3 separate regions of the Homo sapiens genome follow, and regions 2 and 3 are each linked to region 1. The links are chromatin contacts, found by Hi-C in ENCODE. All regions are on one chromosome and are shown on one strand. The core of a region is the stretch at or near the end of the contact, and the rest is flanking DNA. Distances in the headings are between cores, read along the strand shown. Region 1 has its middle 59 kb from the start of SRPK2. Region 2 has its middle 54 kb from the start of SYPL1. Region 3 overlaps LHFPL3-AS2 (LHFPL3 antisense RNA 2).

The links. A loop is a pair of places that touch in the nucleus more often than their neighbours do. Pooled maps may share reads with other maps.
Region 2: a pooled map shows a loop between it and region 1 (3-fold over the local background). The contact joins two enhancer-like sites. A Hi-C loop is called at or near these places in 1 of 168 maps with a recorded cell type or tissue (PC-9), 1 of 37 single-sample maps with no recorded cell type and 3 of 50 pooled maps.
Region 3: a loop to region 1 is called in a pooled map, with 2.4 times the contacts of the local background. The contact joins two enhancer-like sites. A Hi-C loop is called at or near these places in 2 of 168 maps with a recorded cell type or tissue (CD4-positive, alpha-beta T cell and PC-9), 2 of 37 single-sample maps with no recorded cell type and 5 of 50 pooled maps.

Annotation. Positions count from the first base shown.
Region 1 is chr7:105,446,975-105,449,822 of GRCh38, reverse strand. No RefSeq gene overlaps it. Among named protein-coding and RNA genes, the nearest start is that of SRPK2, 59 kb to the right of the region's middle. RefSeq lists an enhancer at 1,535-1,654. Within about 2 kb of position 1,467, at least 2 of the 41 ENCODE cell types and tissues checked have a DNase peak (open chromatin) inside an H3K27ac peak, as active enhancers do.
Region 2 is chr7:106,056,586-106,059,433 of GRCh38, reverse strand. No RefSeq gene overlaps it. Among named protein-coding and RNA genes, the nearest start is that of SYPL1, 54 kb to the left of the region's middle. RefSeq lists a silencer at 210-329 and enhancers at 670-769, 800-959, 643-1,194, 2,040-2,089, 2,600-2,649. Within about 2 kb of position 1,358, at least 17 of the 41 ENCODE cell types and tissues checked have a DNase peak (open chromatin) inside an H3K27ac peak, as active enhancers do.
Region 3 is chr7:104,921,718-104,924,565 of GRCh38, reverse strand. The region is part of intron 1 of LHFPL3-AS2 (LHFPL3 antisense RNA 2); the gene reads left to right. Among named protein-coding and RNA genes, the nearest start is that of LHFPL3-AS2, 3.5 kb to the left of the region's middle. Within about 2 kb of position 1,510, at least 16 of the 41 ENCODE cell types and tissues checked have a DNase peak (open chromatin) inside an H3K27ac peak, as active enhancers do.

The DNA.
Region 1 (2,848 bases), core at 218-2,717:
TTGCATTTCCCTGATGACTATGTGGAATATTTTTGTATGCTTATTGGCCATTTGTCTATTCTTTGGAGAAATGTCTATTGAGATCTTTTGCCCATTTGGGGGGTGTTATTTTTCTTTATGTTGTTGAGATCTAGAGTTCTTTGTATGTTCTAGGCACAAATCCTTTACCAGGTATACGATTGGCAAATATTTTCTCCCATTCCATGGGTTGTCTACTTTCTTTTTTTTTTTTTTTTCTTTTGAGACAAGATCTCATTGTTGCTCAGGCTGTCTGTAGTAACACGATCACGGATCACTGAGGCCTCAACCTCCCAGGCTTAAAAGTAGCTGGGACTACAGGCACACACCACTACAGGCTAATTTTTGTATTTTTGGTAGAGATGGGGTTTCACCATGTTGTCCAGGCTGGTCTTGAACTCCTGAGCTCAAGCCATCTGCCTGCCTCGGCCTCCTAGAGTGCTGGGATTACAGGCTTGAGCCACTGAGCCTGGCCTATCTTTACTTTCTTGAGGGTTGGGTTTTTGTTTTGTTTTGTTTTTTGAGACAAAGTCTTGCTCTGTCACCAGGCTGGAGTACAGTGGCGTGATTTTGGCTCACTGCAACCTCCCCCTCCCGGGTTCAAGCGATTCTCCTGCCTCAGCCTCCCGAGTAGCTGAGACCACAGGCACATGCCACCACGCCCACCTAATTTTTGTATTTTTAGTAGAGACGGGATTTCACCATGTTGGCCAGGATGGTCTCGATCTCTTGACCTCGTGATCTGCCTGCCTCGGCCTCCCAAAGTGCTGGGATTACAAGCGTGAGCCACTGCGCCCAGCTGAGGGTTGGGTTTTAAAGGCTGTAGGAGTTATTCTTTATTGAAATTTTGTTTCTAAACTAAGTTCCTATGGTGTCCATAATAACTAGATTGCTGCAGTGTCCACAGTAACCATCTGAAAATGGATTTTCATGACTGGGAGGGCTCAGGGTTAAGCGCAAGAATTCACAACCATAACTTTACAGGATGAAAATAGTCAGGCACTGCCAGGAGCGGTGGCTCACACTTGTAATCCCAGCACTTTGGGAGGCCTAGGCAGACGGATCACTTGAGATCAGGAGTTGAAGACCAGTCTGGCCAACATGGTGAAACCCTGTCTCTACTAAAAATACAAAAATTAGCCGGGCGTGGTGGTGGGCGCCTGTAATCCCAGCTACTTGCTGGGCTGAGGCACGAGAATTTCTTGAATCCGGGAGGCAGAGGTTGCAGTAAGCCAAGATCTCGCCACTGCACTCCAGCCTAGGCGACAGAGTGAGACTCCGTCTCAAAACAAACAAACAACAACAACAACAACAAAAAAAACCACTTAGGCGCACTTGGGAACGCTTTTGTTTCAGCTCAGTTCAACTCCACCTGCACCCTCTGAGAGCTGCAAATGGGGAACATAACTCTCCTTAGCCCAGCACCCACGTCTGTTCTCTACTAGCCACATTCATCCTGTTTTCTACATTTCTCTCTTCCTGTTTACAAAATTAATTTTCAACATAGAAGATCTTACTACCTGTTTTGGCCTAGACAAATGTTTCACTACCAAAAAACTTGCTCGTCAAGCTGACACAGAGTCATTCCACTTAACGAGTTAGCCACCTTCCATTAGCTGGAAAGATGATAGAGTCTTAGTTGATCCTTTTTTCTAATAATAATATCTGTCTAATAAAGTGGAGCTAAAGTCTGTTTCTTTCCTGTGCCATCCTGGTTTCTTAGGACCCCTGCACATTAATTAGGAGGAAGTCATGATGTGGATAACTCCAAAAGGTGAAAATCCAAAAGTAAATAAAGCACTGGAGGCTGCTGTGATAAAGAGGAAAGGACGTCAAACCAGGAGTCAAAATGCACAGGCTGAAGTCCTGGCCCTGCCACTGACTGTTGCTCAGAGACCTTCAGAGATCCACATCCCTCCTCCGGACCTCAGCTTTCTCCAGAGAATCCCTCAATGCTAACTGTTGCAGAGTACTCCATGGAGTGCACCCATCACACGTGGACTACACGGAGCTCCAGGGATGGACATCAGATTTGCCTCTAACTCCTCATCACCCTAAACAACATTGTCATCAACTCCATTGCACATGTCTCCTTGTGGACCCATCACAGCACCATCAGTTCCCACTGTTGCAGGCTAAGGAAGAAGCCTGTACACAGTCCCATCTGGGTGGGATTGGCTGTCCACAGAGGTAGGAAGACGAAGTGATGCCAAGTAGGATCATCTTCCCTCCAGAACTTGGGCCCAGTCTTCCAGGAGTTGTCATCTGTGCTTGGAGCAATAACTCATTTTCTCTCCTCTCTTACCATGTGAATTTTTCACTACTTTAAAAAATTGCTGGCTGGGCATGGTGGCTCACGCCTGTAATCCCAGCACTTTGGGAGGCCGAGGCGGGTGGATCACGAGGTCAGGAGATCAAGACCATCCTGGCTAACATGGTGAAACCTCGTCTCTACTAAAAATACAAAAAATTAGCCAGGCGTGGTGGCAGGTGCCTGTGGTCCCAGCTACTTGGGAGGCTGAGGCAGGAGAATGGCGGGAACCTGGGAGGCAGAGCTTGCAGTGAGCTGACATAGCGCCACTGCACTCCAGACTGGGCAACAGAGCGAGACTCAGTCTCAAAAAAAAAAAAAAAAAAAATTGCTGGCCAGGCACGGTGGCTCACGCCTGTAATCCCACCACTTTGGGAGGCCAAAGCAGGTGGATCACCTGAGGTCAGGAATTTGAGACCAGCCTGGCCAACATGGTGAAACCCCGTCTCTACCAAAAATACAAAAATTAGCCAGGCATGGTGGCGGGTGCCTGTAGTCCCAGCTACTTAAGAGGCTGAG
Region 2 (2,848 bases), core at 109-2,608, 610 kb before region 1:
TTCTTAAATTTAACGTGGTTGAAATCATGAATCTTTCTTTTTTATGATTTGTGATTTTTTGGTGTGTTATTTTTAAGAAATTCTTCCTCACTCCAAGATCAAAGAGATATTCACTTCCATTTTCTGCTGGTCAGATATCCCACCCACAGGGATGCTGCTGTTGTTTGGGGACCTGTGCCCAAGGCAAGGATGGGCAGACCCCAAACCTGACATGCTGTCCCCAGATGCCAGGAGGACCACATGTCAGGGCCTGCACAACCTTAGGGTGCCTTTCCTGTAAACCAGCCCCCAGACGTCACTGGGTACAAGCTAGTGCTCCTAATCTACCCCCTACCCGTACTTCGGCCAACACAAAAGGTGCCAGTGAGCCTGAAGCCATAAGATCCATGTGGCAGATTTGAGGGCCCCAGATGCTGTATTCAACTGGGGGTACTCAAAATACTGTGATCAGCACAGATCTGTCTGCTCACCACATGCCAGGATCTGCCAGGGACCATCTCACAGCTAATGATAAATCCTCCTGTCAGGGCCACAAAGCAGGGCTTTGTGTCACTGTGTTAGCCCGCATCGTCCCAGGGCAGGGCTCCAGGCTGAGCTGGTCAGCCCAGGCCACTGCAGACAATGGAGCCACAGTGGGGCAGGGCTTGCAATGGAAGTCAGTATGGAGGATGGTGACAAGAAGCAAACACCCTGACAGCAGCCAGGCCCATGCACGCCTCCCCGAGGAGGGAGGACAGGGCGGGGCAGGCTCTGCAGAGTCAACGGGCAACTTGAATCTTGCAGCATCTGGCTAGCACCCAGGCAGGCTCCACAGATGCCCGCCTGGGCCTGATTTTCCTGTTCTCAGTCTCCCACGTCTGCCAGGAGGCCTTGATAAATATTCAATAGCTCTGGCCTCAGAGCCTGTGTCTGGAGGACATTCTTAGGCAGTGAACTGGAGACAAGCTGAGAGGAGGCCTTTAAAGGAGCCCCAAACCTCAGCCTCTCCTTTCTGCTCGGGGTTTGGTTTTAAAGAGTCCCAGGGGAGCCACCCACCTGCAGGCCTGACCCCCTGAGGTCGATACGCGGGTTCCCTGAGCCCAGCTCTCAGGGAAGAAAAAGGCAGAATTCAGGCTGCTAGAGCAGCCGGGATAAGAGAAGTGATGCTGGCAAATGTGGTATTTAATGGATATTTTAAAACACCAATAGCAAATACAGTCATTTCTGGGACTTTTTTTTAGAAGATGCTGAATTAAAAATTTGCATCTTCCCTCATTCTTGATCTCCTTCTGCAGTTCCACTTGAGCAACCCCACAGGCTCCAGTCTCACTTCTGCTCACACCCTCCACCTGCTGCCCACGCAGCTTCCTGTCCTGCCCCCACCGCGCCCCCTGCGCCGTCCCAGCTCACCTGTTGGCCATCAGACATCACTCACGACCCCTCCCTTTCACCAGACTGTGGCTCCCACCATTTTGATTATGAAGTTTCTCATTTAGCTCAAAATATCTGACAGACTCCCTGCCCCATTCATTATATTGGACACATAGAGTCGAATATATATTAAACTTCAATTAGATCAATTCTATATTAGACTTCTATAAAACATCCAGTGGGTGAGAAACTATATAATGATCAAAGTGACTGCAAATTCAGTAACCACATTGTGCAATCATATTTTACTTATCACAGAAACATCCAGGCACCTTTGAGAACCAACAGGACGTTCATGTGCAGAAGATGTGATTTCTTCAATCTAAAGACAGTGGAGAGAGGGGTGTGTGCGTGTGTGCACGGGTGCACGTATGCAAATTTGCTGGCCCCTCACAAAAGCTCTAGTTTCTGGAAGGAGAGCCCGAGTGTCCTCAGGCCCAGCGGTTCCAAGCATTACTGGGTGCCTCCACTGAGATAGCAAAGGACTCACAGGTCTCCAGGCACCTGGTAATAATGTGGAATTGGCCGGGGCTGCCTGTTGCTGAGGAAGTTCTTGTCAAGTCTGGCCTTGGTGGGAGCACCAGTGGTAGTCAGAGGTTCTTCACCTTTTTTGGGTCATAGACCCCTTGGAGTGAAAATGTTGGAGGTTTCTCCTGAAAAGCACACTGCAATTCAGGGGATCCCCTGGGTCCTGGAGTCCATGCATAGGCATCATGGACCCCACATGGAAACCTCCCTGATTGAGAGGTCTCGAAAGCTTTTCCAGTCCTAAGAGTACAGTTTCTAATTTGCTGGAGTCGGCTGGACTTTCATTCCCTGGCAGAGCCATTTTGGAGGATAAGAAGATGTGTCTTCTCTACCACCGCACATGCGGTCCACAGTGACTGAGGGGAGTGTCACGGTGCCACCTTGTGCTTCTGTCCTGAAACTGCACCTTCTCTGGGGCCCATGCTCAGGTCCACACTGCCCACCTCTCACTCCATGAGCCTCACTCCCTACCACTCTCCCACCTTCTTACTCTGACCAAGCCACATGGACTCCTGACGTCCCTGCCTTGGGGGCCTTTGCACTGACTGTTCCCCCTGCCTGAAGTCTGGGTTTAAAGCCGTATACACAAGTGCAGTTTGTACAGTCATATCATGAACCAAGAAAAAAAGCAAATGTTTATGAAGATGCCTTTATTTTCACTTGGCCTAAAGCGAGAAAGTATCACATGAGTATATAAAAGAATTTTTTAAATTTTGAGGCAGCTTTGAGGAGAGATTGAGGAAGATGAGAGGGTGTAGTAGTAAGCTCTCATTAAGTTTTGCTGCAATAACAAATAGCCTCAAAAATCTCAGTGGCTAGGCCGGGCGTGGTGTCTCATGCCTGTAATCCCAGCACTTTGGGAGGCTGGGATGGATGGATCACCTGAGGTCAGAAGTTCAAGACCAGCCTG
Region 3 (2,848 bases), core at 261-2,760, 530 kb after region 1:
CTGCCTCGGCCCCCCAACGTGCTGGGATTACAGGCATGAGCCACAGTGCCCAGCCCTTCTTAGACTATTTTTCATTCCTCATAGAACCTAGGACAATATCTGGGACATAATGGGAACCCAATAAATAGTTGTCTATGAATTGTTGACCGATTATATGTAGATGGGAAGCAGCTAAAATATGTTCACGGTGTTTGTTTAATAATGTAACTATTTTCTTATACTATAAGCAGATTTTTTGGTTTATCATTTCTGCATAACAGGATTTAAACATACATGATATGTTACTATTAATGCTACACTCTTTCTAATGTGTCTATAGAAAGAATAAAAGTATAAGTGAAGTTGGTTGTACAATTATTATTATCACCAGAGCAAGTTGTGCTTGCTCTGAGGCAATTCCTCACTCCGGTTTTAAAATGTTGAGAAGGGTCTGGGCGTGGTGGCTCACGCCTGTAATCATAGCACTTTAGGAGGCCGAGGCGATGGATCACCTGAGGTCAGGAGTTTGAGACCACCCTGGCCAACACGGTGAAACCACGTCTCTACTAAAAATACAAAAACTAGCTGGGTGTGGTGTCGGGTGCCTGTAATCCCAGATACTCGGGAGGCTGAGGCAGGAGAATCGCTTGAATCCAAGGCGAGGAGGTTGCATTTAGCTGAGATTGTGCCACTTGACTCCAGCCTGGGCGAAAGAGTGAGACTCCGTCTCAAAAATAAAATAAAATAAAATATAAATATAAATAAAATTAAAAAATTAAATGTTGAGAAGGAAGAAGAGGAATATTCCCTGTTCTAACTTCTTTCCTTTGATCCTCAGTCTTGAGAATAAATTTATCATCCCCATTCTTATGAGGAAACTGAGGCTCAGAGAGTCCATGCTATTCACCCAGGGAGTGGTGGAATCAGGATTTAAAGGCAGTGTGCTTGTCTCCAAAGCCCCAACTCTTTCTACTAACAGATAATCATGATTTTAAATTCAATACTCTGTTAGTTATCCATTACTATGTAACAAATGACCCCTAAAGGTATCGGTTTATTGATAACATTAAATGTAAACATTAAACAATAAACATTTATTCTGAGGGTCAGGGAATCTGGGACCAGCTTAGCTGGGTAGCTCTGAGGCAGTCTTTCATGAAGTTGCAGCCAGGCTGTTCACTGGGGTTGTGGTCATCTCAAGGATTGACCGGGGCTGGAAAATCTGTGTATAAACTCACTCAAATGGTTGTTGGCAGGCCTCAGTTCTTTGCTGGCTGTTGGCTAGGGTGTCAGTTCCTTGCTTTCCAGGCCTTTCCATGGGCTGCCTGCCTGTCCTCACAACATGGCGACTGGCTTCCCTTGTGAGTGATGAGAGAGCCCATGATGGAAGTCATGGTATCTTAAAACCAAATATTGGAAGTAATACACCATTTTCTGCCTTATGCTGTTGGTCACACAGACCGACTTTGACAGAGTGTGGGAGGAGATTACACAAGGGTGTGAATACCCAGAGGTAAAGATCGCTGGGGCCACCTTGTGGAAGTTGGCTACCACAAGTACTTGGGCCAATTTTAGGGTCAATTGGATAAGGTCCAAATGGTGGCAACTAACAGTGCCAAGTGCACTGGCCATTTTGCAGGTACTTTTGGGCTTATTCTTTGGCGGCATATGAAGCCCACTGATGTCTCCCCTGGGCTGTGAATGTACTTGGTACTGTTGGGCCTAATAGAATATTTCTATAAAGTCTACTCTGAAGCTGCAGCCCTGAGTATAGAAGGAGCAGAGAATCCAATGCCTCTATATTTATTTTTCTTCTAAGAACTTGTACATATTTATAAGGAGACCTGGAACTTGAACTTCCAGCTTCTGTAATTGTAGATAAGGCAATGTGACCTATGGCAGGAAGAGCAGGTTGGGGATCAAGGACTTCGACACTGGAGTCAGAATCTCTACTCTGCCATTTACTAAGTGTGTGACTTTGGAAAGTTATTTCACTTCTCTGAGCTTTCATTTCCTTTACTGTAAAATAGTAATAGCATACAGTTTCTTTTGGGGGTGAGGATTAACTGAGATAAAGCACAATGTGGCAAACTGTGTTTTCCAAAGTTGGCTACACCAATATGTAGCTACATATCACATCCTACATGCTCTTTCTACGCTGTGTCATGAGAGGTGGGGTGTATGTCTCCTTCCTTTCTAAGGAATTTAGACAGATCTTTGTAACCGCACCAAGTGATGGAACATGGCCAAAGGGATGCTGAATGATTTCCAGAGTGAGGTCATAAAAGGCAATACTTTTTTCTCTGGTTCTGTCTTGGAATACTTTTTTTCCTCCCTTTTTTCCCCCTGTTTTGAGACAGAGTTTTGCTCTGTTCCCCGGGCTGAAGTGCAGTGGTGAAATCAGGGCTCACTGTAGCCTCAACCTCCTGGCCTCAAGCAATCTCTCCCACCTCAGCCTCCTGAGTTTCTGGGACTACAGGTGTGTGCCACCACACCTGGATAATTTTTAAATTTTTTGTAGAGACAGTGTCTCACTATGTTGCCCAGACTGGTCTCAAACTCCTGGGCTCAAGTGATTCTCCTGCCTTGACCTTCCAAAGCGCTGGGATTACAGACATGTGCTACTGCACGCTGCTGATGCTTGCCTTTTGATCCCAGCTGCCATGTTGTGAGGAAGCCCAGGCCACATAGTGAGGCCAGGTGTGGGTGATGCTGCTGGCCCTTAGTCAACAGCCAGTATGAACTGTTAGGCATGTACATGAAGAAGCCATCAGCCTATTCCAGCCTCCAGCCTTCAAGTTTTTTGGTTGAAGTTCCAGACATTCTGGAGGAGATTAGCCATCTCCACTGTGCTCTGTTTGAATTCCTG